Linked DNA regions of Mus musculus: region 2 is linked to region 1. The links are chromatin loops, found by intact Hi-C in ENCODE. Cell type or tissue: gastrocnemius. All regions are shown on one strand. Each heading gives the region's core, and the rest is flanking DNA. Links, peaks and the distances in the headings are about the cores only.

Region 1 (4,391 bases), core at 392-4,391:
TCAAAAGAAAAAGAAAAAAAAAAGAGGCTAGAGTAAGAAGAGGTCAGCCTAGAGTGTACAGAGACTTGTTTCTTAAGAATATATATGTTCTCATGTGTGTGTGTTTCAATGGGGATTGGACATGCTAGGCAAGCACTGAACCATATTCCAAAGCCTTGACTAAAAACTCTAATTGTGTAAGAGCCCACAATTCTTCAATTGTATGACCTCCTTCAGACAAAGAAGCCAGACCCAAGCGACACCCCCTCAGTTAACAGCACCATTATGTAACTATGATAAATTCGGAGAGAACACGAATTCTAGAGACATATAGATGCTATCTATAATGTGTAATCAATGTGACTGTCAACCACAGAAGCCTGAACTGAAACACAATTTGCTTCCTGCCTCTTTAGGCAGTCTTCACTACAGGACTTTTGAGTGTGACCATCTAAGTCAGAGAAGCTAGAGATGTTAACAATCCCACTGGGTCAGAAGCAAAGGTAAGTTACAGTGTAACTATCACACTCTGTCTTACTGATACTTTTGAACAGGTTTGAATTAAGGGTCATTGTGCTAGGAGGGAAAAAATATTGACATCCTCTAAACTGTATGCCCTTGTAATAAATAATTGGTAAATTATCCTATCCACTACTCTAAGTGACAAAACTAGAAATCCTATTTGCTCTCCCTTCCCAAGCAAAGTTTTTATTTGGGGTCACACCCACTCGATAGAACTTACCCTTTTCTTAGGTTAAGCAGTGGTAACTTTCTTATCCAGAATGTTATCATTTTCTAGAATTATTTAATACTGAAATTATGATAGGTCCTAGTGAAATAATTCTTGTTGGTTTACTCTTTTAATAAGAGGCCTCTGCAGCTTAATGTAAAATAGTGTAAGCCATGCCATGAACCAACTAATGGCCTGTCTCAAGAAAGCACTTAGGATCTTTCTGCAGCTACAGAGTGACCTTGGTTAGAAACCAATGGCTCTAATGGGGTGGAGACAAAAAGAGAAAAAAAAAAAACCCCAGAACCTCACCACTTAAAAGAGGACCTCTGCCTCCTCTCTGAAGGCTTTGGGATGCCAGCCTTGTCTGCAGACCTGGGGACACATACACTGACTCACCTAGATACTGAAAGATAGACCGGAGGGGGAGGGGATGGGAGAACCCTCCACATAGGAAGTGCTGCAAGAACGCGGAGGTAAGGACGTGGCCCTACCCTGGAGTTTAGGCTTTCTGCTTTCCGGATCTGCCCCCGTCCCCACCCTACCTCGTCCTCACCCCACCCCCCACCCCGGGCGGAGCGCCTCCCGGTTCCCCACCGACTGGCAATGAGGCAGCCGCAGCCAGGCCTGCTAGATAGTGGAGGGCGCCCGCGCTGCGTAGGCCCAACCGCTCCCGCGCCCAGCCGGTCCTCCGGCCCTGATCCCGCAAAGTGGCCTCACCAGGGGGCGAAGAACTCGACTAGCATGAGCCCCGCCGAGCCCGTGTCGGAGACGCGACTCTCGAAGTTTTCGTCCGTCAGTTCCAACACATCGGAGGCGGCGGCGAGACGGGCCGAGGCGAGCAGCAGCGCCACGCCCGGGAGCAGAGCTAGGCAGCTGAAGCGCATGGCGGCGGGTCGCGGTCGGAGGGCCGGGACCGGAGAAATGAGATGGGAGAGCCCGCAATCTGCAGCCGCTTGCCTGCGCTCGCGCGTCTGGCCCGGGCAGACCCGCTGCCGAGGTCCCAACCCCCTAGGCCTGCTCGGGGCCCGCAGTGTGGCAGCCGCCGATTGGCTGCGTCACGCAGCGTCGGGCGGGCGGAACAGCTGGTAACTGCCGATTGGCGGGCGCGCGGGGCGAGGCGGGGCGGACGCTTAGGCGAACGCCCGCCGGTCTGGCTGTGGCGGAGGCCTGGACGGGGGGTCGGTGGGAAGTAGGGGGCTCAGCGAAGCCGGAGCGGCCCTGAGCGCCACCCGCTGGGGAGGAGTGAAGCTCTGGGCGCCGGCGCGGAAGGCGGAGGGGTGAAGTCAGGGCTGAGTGGGCGGAAGTGAGGCCCGCGAAAGGGCTGGAGGGGAGCTTGAGCTGTCTGTCCGGCTCCCTCCCTCCGGGGCATTGGGGCGCGCACGCACTTGAGCGCACCGCGACACGTTTTCCAAATGTCAGGCTGTTGCTTTGTCCAATTATAGGGCGTAGTAAGTCTACATCCTGCCGCTGCCCTACCTCGTATCCTGCTTTGTCAGGTCCACGTGAGGTCTGTATTCTTTGTCCAGCCTTAGGCCTCTGCCCTCCCTGCCTGCTGCTCCCCCCCCCCCCATTGTTGTTTGTTGGTTTGTTTGAGAGGGTGGGTAGCTGAGGATTGAGCCCAGAACCTTGCACATTGCTGGGCAAGTGATCCAACACTGGATTACATCCCTAGTCCTCTTTTGACTTTTTGAGTCATGTTCACACCAAGGTGTCCAGGCTGGCCTTGACTTCATACTGTAATCCGCGAAGGTCTAGAACTTTCCATCCTCTGGCCTCAGCCTCTCGAGTGGCTGAGACTGATAGTGTGCACTACGTACTAATAGGCACAGGCTCAGCTTTCACCTTTTTTTTTTTTTTTTTTTTTTTTTGAGGCAAGGAGGATTGGCTGCCCTGGAACTCACTATATAGACCAGGCAAATGTGGAACTCAACAGAGATCCACCATCCTCTTGAGACTGGAATATCTGTCTACACTGCCTGCCTTTTAAACTGATTTTTGTTTGTTTTTCAAGATAGTTTCTCTGTGTAGCCCTGGCTGTCCTTCACTAGGCTGTCTTTGAGCTCTGAGATTTGCCTGCCTCTATCTCCAGAGCGCTGGGATCCAAGCCATGGGCCACCTGCCTAACATTTAAGCCTAATTTTCAAAAAGAAGTGTTTAATTACAAATGCTGTCAGAAAGTGAAAATAACCCGAATATTTAGTTAGCTGTGAAGATATTTCTTATGACTTTTGTTTTTGTTTTTTTTTTGTTGTTGTTGTTGTTTTTGGCTTTTCGAGACAGGGTTTCTCTGTGCAGCCCTGGCTGTCCTGGAACTCACTTTATAGACCAGCCTGGCCTCTAACTCAGAAATCCGCCTGCCTCTGCCTCCCAAGTGCTGGGATTAAAGGCGTGCACCACCACTGCCTAGCTTCTTATGACTTTTATGTCTTTTGCTTAGATGAAAAACAAAATCCGTACCGAACAACAACAAAATACCTTTGAGTCTTTCAATGTGTTTATTCTTAACTGCTCATAGCTTTTTTTGTGTGGGCTTCTTGAATCTCTAAAAGGCAAAGAAGCTGGGGGAGGAGAGAGCCTGCTAATTGTAGTATAATTCTTAAGCATGACATCCTTGGTTCTACTTTCTTAACAGACATGGCACAAGAACAAGGACATTTCCAGCTGCTCAGAGCTGATGCTATCCGTTCAAAGCTCATTGACACTTTCTCGCTCATAGAGCATTTGCAGGGCTTGAGCCAAGCCGTACCAAGGCACACTCTCCGGGAGATACTTGGTTAGTAACCCTCATTCACACTAAACGTGATATTCCTGTCCATATCCTCAAGAGAAAGTGAGACATACTTAAGGGTGGAGCCAGGAATAACGGTCCATGACTGAATCCGGGGTCACTTGGGCTTTAAATAATAAAGACCAGCTTGGGTTACATAGCCAGGTCCTGGTTCAGAAAACAAAATGAAACAAACAAGCAAACAAAATTAGAGCCGGCAAGAGTAAAGGTGCCTGCAGCTAATAATGATAGCCTGAGTCTGATTCTCAGAACCTACCTGGAAGGAGAGAACTGATTCCCAAAAGTTGTCCTCTGGCCTACACATGTACACACAACACACACATACACAACTATTAGAAAAAAAGAAAAAGAAAAAAATTAAAAAGGAAAGAAAGAAACCAGGTATGGGTGAATCCCAGCACTCTGGAGGAGGAGACACCAGGAATTCAAGGCCATCCTTGGTTGAGAACAATATGAGTAAGGCCAGAGAAAACATAGCTTAGTGAACATAGGCACTTGCTCTGTAAACTAAGCTCTATCTTCAGAACCCATATGGTACAAGAATACAACCTACCCCTACAATTATGCTCTGACCACCCCCCCACACGAATAAATGCTATTTTTTTATGTTGTTTTTGTTTTTTCGAGTCAGGGTTTCTCTGTGTAGCCCTGGCTGTCCTGGAACTCACTTTGTAGACCAGGCTGGCCTCAAACTCAGAAATCCTCCTGCCTCTGCCTCTGCCTCCTGAGTGCTGGGATTAAAGGCATGTGCCACCACGCTCAGCGGTATTTTTTTTTTTTAAGTACAAATAAAAGAAAATTTAGGGGGGCTGGTGAGATGGCTCAGTGGTTAAGAGCACTGACTGCTCTTCCGGAGGACCTGAGTTCAAATCCCAGCAACCACATGGTGGT
Region 2 (4,391 bases), core at 254-4,253, 67 kb before region 1:
CATTTCCCAGTTTCCCCTCTGCAAGCGCCCTATCCGGTCCCCACTGCCCCTGCTTCTATGAAAGTGCTCCTCCCCCACCCACCTACCCATCCACTTCCACCTCACCACCCGGCATTCCTCTACACTGGGGCATAGAGCATTCACAGAACCAAGGGCCTCTCCTCCCATTGATGACAGATTAGGCCATCTTCCGATACACTTGCAGCTGGAGCCATGGGTCCCTCCTTGTGTACTCTTTGGTTGGTGCTTTAGTCCCTGGGAGCTCTTGGGAGACTAGTTGGTTGATATTGTTGTTCTTCCTATGGGGTTGCAAACCCCTTCAGCTTCGTCAGTCCTTTCTCTAACTCCTCCATTGGGGTCCCCATGTTCAGTCCAGTGGATGACTGGGAGCATCCGCATCTGTATTTGTCAGGGTCTGGCAGAACCTCTCAGGAGACAGCTAAATCAGGCTCCTGTCAGCAAGCACTTCTTGGCATCCACAATAGTGTCTGGGTTTGGTATCTGTATATGAGATAGATCCCCCAGTAGAGCAATCTCTGGATGGCCTTTCCTTTAGTCTCTGTTCCACATTTTGTTCCCATATTTCCTTTAGGCAAGAGCAATTCAAGGTTAAAAATTTGGAGATGAGTGAGTGGCCCCATCTCCCAACTAGGGGCCTTATCTAACCTCTGGATATAGTCTGAACAGGTTCTCCCTCCCCTTTGTTGGGCACTTCAGCTAATCTCATCCCTATTGGGTCCTGGGTGGCCTCTTGCTTTCCTGGCATCTGGTACTTTCTGGTGGCTAACCCCAGTTCCCCATCCCTATTGCTACACACCTCTGTTCAATTTCCTGACCCTCTGTGCATCATCCTAGTCGCCTCCCATACCTGATCCTGCCCCCATTTTTCCCTCCCCCTCCTTTCTTCCTCCCAAGTCCCTTCCACCCTCCATTTCCTATGAATATTTTGTTTGACCCTATAAGGACTGAAGCATCCACACTTTGGTCTTCCTTCTTCTTGAGCTTCATATGGTCTGTGAGGTGTATCATGGGTAGTCCTTTTTTTTTTTTTAAGATTTTTTTTTTTTCAGATTCCAAAGGAGCCCCATTTTTTTATTACAGCGAGCACACAAAGCTCTCTCCTTGCTGGGATAAGTCCTGTTCCCCTTCTCCAGGGTGACACATTTCCCGTCCTATCTGTACTTCCCATGTCGGTTAAAGTGTTTGTAGAGATAGCTGATCCGTTTGTTAAGGTTATGCAGGTCCTCAATGAACATCCTGCTTCCCACAAATTTCTTCTTTCGGACACAACGCTGCAATTCATTTCCTCTCCAGCCTCGAAGCCATACTGGGCCCTTGATCAGTTCTTTTGGGTGCTTCTCGAAATTCCCCAGGATTCCAATGTTGTCGTAGACGCCAAACAGAGCCCTCTCTCTTTCCAGCGATCAACCACTTTGGGAGGTGGAAGAGTGAGCCTTACGAAGGCCAACCGTGGGAAGCCCAGAGAGAAGCTTCGGCATGCCGAAGGCATCCAGCCCCACAGTCTCCTACTTGCCGCCCAAGGGACACTCCCTGCCATTACTCTAGCCTGTCCGCCTCAGTAGGGGCAGCAAACCAGCCGGAAAAATGGGGAGCGGGTATGAATCTCAAAGCCAAGACACAGATTACAGTCCCAGGCGGGACTCACACGGTAGTGACAGTAAGAGGAGCCATTTTGGGCCTTTAGATTTATTTATTTATTTATTTATTTATTTATTTATTTATTTATTTATTTAATATGAGTACACTGTAGCTATCTTTAGACACACCAGAAGAGGGCATCTGATCCAATTACAGATGGTTGTGATCCACCATGTGGTTGCTGGGAATTGAACTCACAACCTCTGGAAGAACAGTCAGTGCTTTTAACCACTGAGCCATCTCTCCAGCTTAAAGATTTATCATTTTTAAAAAAGATTTATTATGTGTACGGTGTTCTGCCTGCTTGTGCACTCGAATGCCACAAGAGGGCAGCAGGGCAGCAGCAGATCTCATTAGAGATGGCTGTCAGCCACCATGCAGTTGCTGGGACTTGAACTGGTGACCTCAGCAAGAGTGGTCAGTGCTCTTGAATGTTGAGCCATCTCTTCATCACTGTGTATTCCTTATTGAACTACCTGGTAACTGAAATCTCAGATGAACAGAAAATGAATCACCGGAAAGACAACCAACATCTCAGGAACACACATCTCCAACATCTCCAACAGCACACCCAAGGCCTGACACCATCTCAGGAACACACTTGGGGATCTTGAAACAAGAGGGGGATTTACTTTATAACTTATTAGAATACATTTCTAGGTGATTCTACAAAATAATGAAAAGCGGGAATGTCAGGTTTAATATTTCTGTAATTCCAAGCACTTGGAAGCTGAAGCAGGAGAACTGCCAAGAGCCTGGGCCTACAGATGAGTTCTAGGCCAGCCTATGCTTCTGAGAAATCATACCAAGCACCACAATAAAAAACAGTAATGATGATGTAAAGAGAACAAACTAATGAACCGTCTGATTATGTTATCTTAGCCAGATCCCAGTGTACAGGGCTACAATCCCAGATAATGAGTATGACACAAAAGGATCAAAAGTCCCATAGCCAACCTAGCCAACAAAGTAAGAACCTGTTTCAAAATAGAACATGAAAAGGCGGCTGAAAATCTGTCTCCTTAGAACAGTGCTTCTCTAGCATATGTGAGGCCCTAGCACCACAGAAAGATAAATAAATGCTGCAGTGTCTTCAAAATTTATACATTCTGTAGGCATTTATAACAATGCTTACACATCTTTAATTCTGTAGTTTCTATTCATTATATCCAAGCGAAAATCAGCTCATACAGCCAATAGTCTCACCTTAAGACATAATCTAATCCAACAGCTCTCAATGTACAGTTTCAGGCCAATAGCATCAGTGCTGTAAGAAATTATAGAAGGTGGGCTATGATGGTGAGCATCTTTAATCCTACCATTAGGCAGGTAGAGGCAGAGAGAATCTCTGTGAGTTCAAGGCTAGTCTGGGCCATGTACTAGCTGGGCAGTGGTGGCACACGCCTTTAATCCCAGCACTTGGGAGGCAGAGGCAGGCAGATTTCTGAGTTCGAGGCCAGCCTGGTCTACAGAGTGAGTTCCAGGACAGCCAGGGCTATACAGAGAAACCCTGTCTCGGGAAAAAGAAAGAAAGAAAGAGAGAGAGAGAGAGAGAGAGAGAGAGAGAGAGAGAGAGAGAGAGAGAGAATACATGTACTCTATATATAAACAGCTCATCTATGGGCGAGAAACATATGTGATTGGATCACATGTTTATTCTCTTGAGTTTCCTTCCACCTCAGCACTAATAATTGAATTATGTGCTATAGCCACTCTTTTTTGAAATGTTGAAAAATCAAGCTTTTAATTTGTATACTGATAACCAATATACAGCTCATGGTTTACAATTGTTTGAAATTGTTCCTTTTTTAGGTACTGCTAATTCTCAAATTTTACAATTAGTTATGCAAATACAACTCAAATTAAGAGAGAGTACTGACTGTCTTTGGACATTTAAGAGCTCATCCTGGACTGCCTGGACAAGACCCCTTAGGACAATGCCACAACAGATTTGTATATCAGGCAGATTATAGGCCTTACACAGGAACAATTGGCCATACAATCTCATTCTTTACATCATCAAAATAGTAATAGCTTGAGACAACAATTTGGTATTTCTAGAGACTGTACAATTTTTACCTGTACCACATAATGGTCTTAATCCTCAGGAACTTATAACTAATCAATTATTGCAAATGGATGATACTCATATTCCTGATTTTGGAAAAATAAAATATGCACATGTGAATACTGACATCTTTTCAGGCTTTCTAGTTGCAACTTCTTTAACAGGAAAAACAACTAAAAATGTAATTAGTCATTGCCTACATTGTTTTTCTTTTTTTTTTTTTTTTTTTTTTTTTTTTGGTTTTTCGAGACAGGGTTTCTCTGTATAGCCCTGGCTGTCCTGGAACTCACTTTGTAGACCAGGCTGGCCTCGAACTCAGAAATCCACCTGCCTCTGCCTCCCAAGTGCTGGGATTAAAGGCATGCGCCACCACGCCCGGCTACATTGTTTTTCTATACTTGCTGTTTCAAATCAGATTAAAACAGATAGTGGAACTAGCTATTACAGTCAAGCATTTGAGATGGTTTGTAGACAATTTAATATTACCCATGTTACTGGGATTCTTTATAATTCTCAAGGACAAGGTATTGTGGAGCTTTAAAATAATGTCTTCATAAAAAACAGAAAAGAGGGAATTACATCCCCATACACAACAGTATTTAAATCATGCTCATTTTATTTTTGAATTTTTAAAAGTTAGATGCCAAGGAACTCTCTGCTGAGT

The links. Hi-C counts contacts between places; a loop is a spot of excess contacts. Peaks named below come from ENCODE experiments on the same cell type or tissue, not always from the same donor. Only the 100,000 strongest peaks of a DNase experiment are listed, where the experiment ranks them.
Region 2: it touches region 1 in a loop (2.9-fold over the local background); 4 of 42 quality-filtered maps call a loop at or near these places.

Annotation. Positions count from the first base shown.
Region 1 is chr2:121,411,244-121,415,634 of GRCm38, reverse strand. Catsper2 (cation channel, sperm associated 2) reads left to right here and starts at 1,843. Exons shown (of 13, transcript NM_153075.3): 1 at 1,843-2,219; 2 at 3,345-3,485. The coding sequence starts at 3,347. Pdia3 (protein disulfide isomerase associated 3) reads right to left here and starts at 1,733. Exons shown (of 13, transcript NM_007952.2): 1 at 1,430-1,733. The coding sequence starts at 1,596. In gastrocnemius, for the core only: a CTCF peak has its summit at 1,957 (motif pointing left); DNase peaks (open chromatin) are centred at 1,824 and 2,792; H3K4me3 peaks cover 2,566 bases; H3K27ac peaks cover 3,141 bases.
Region 2 is chr2:121,478,296-121,482,686 of GRCm38, reverse strand. It overlaps the pseudogene Gm14018 and the pseudogene Gm14017. Among named protein-coding and RNA genes, the nearest start is that of Mfap1b, 6.5 kb to the right of the region's middle. In gastrocnemius, for the core only: a CTCF peak has its summit at 1,981 (motif pointing right); no DNase peak of the experiment used is centred there.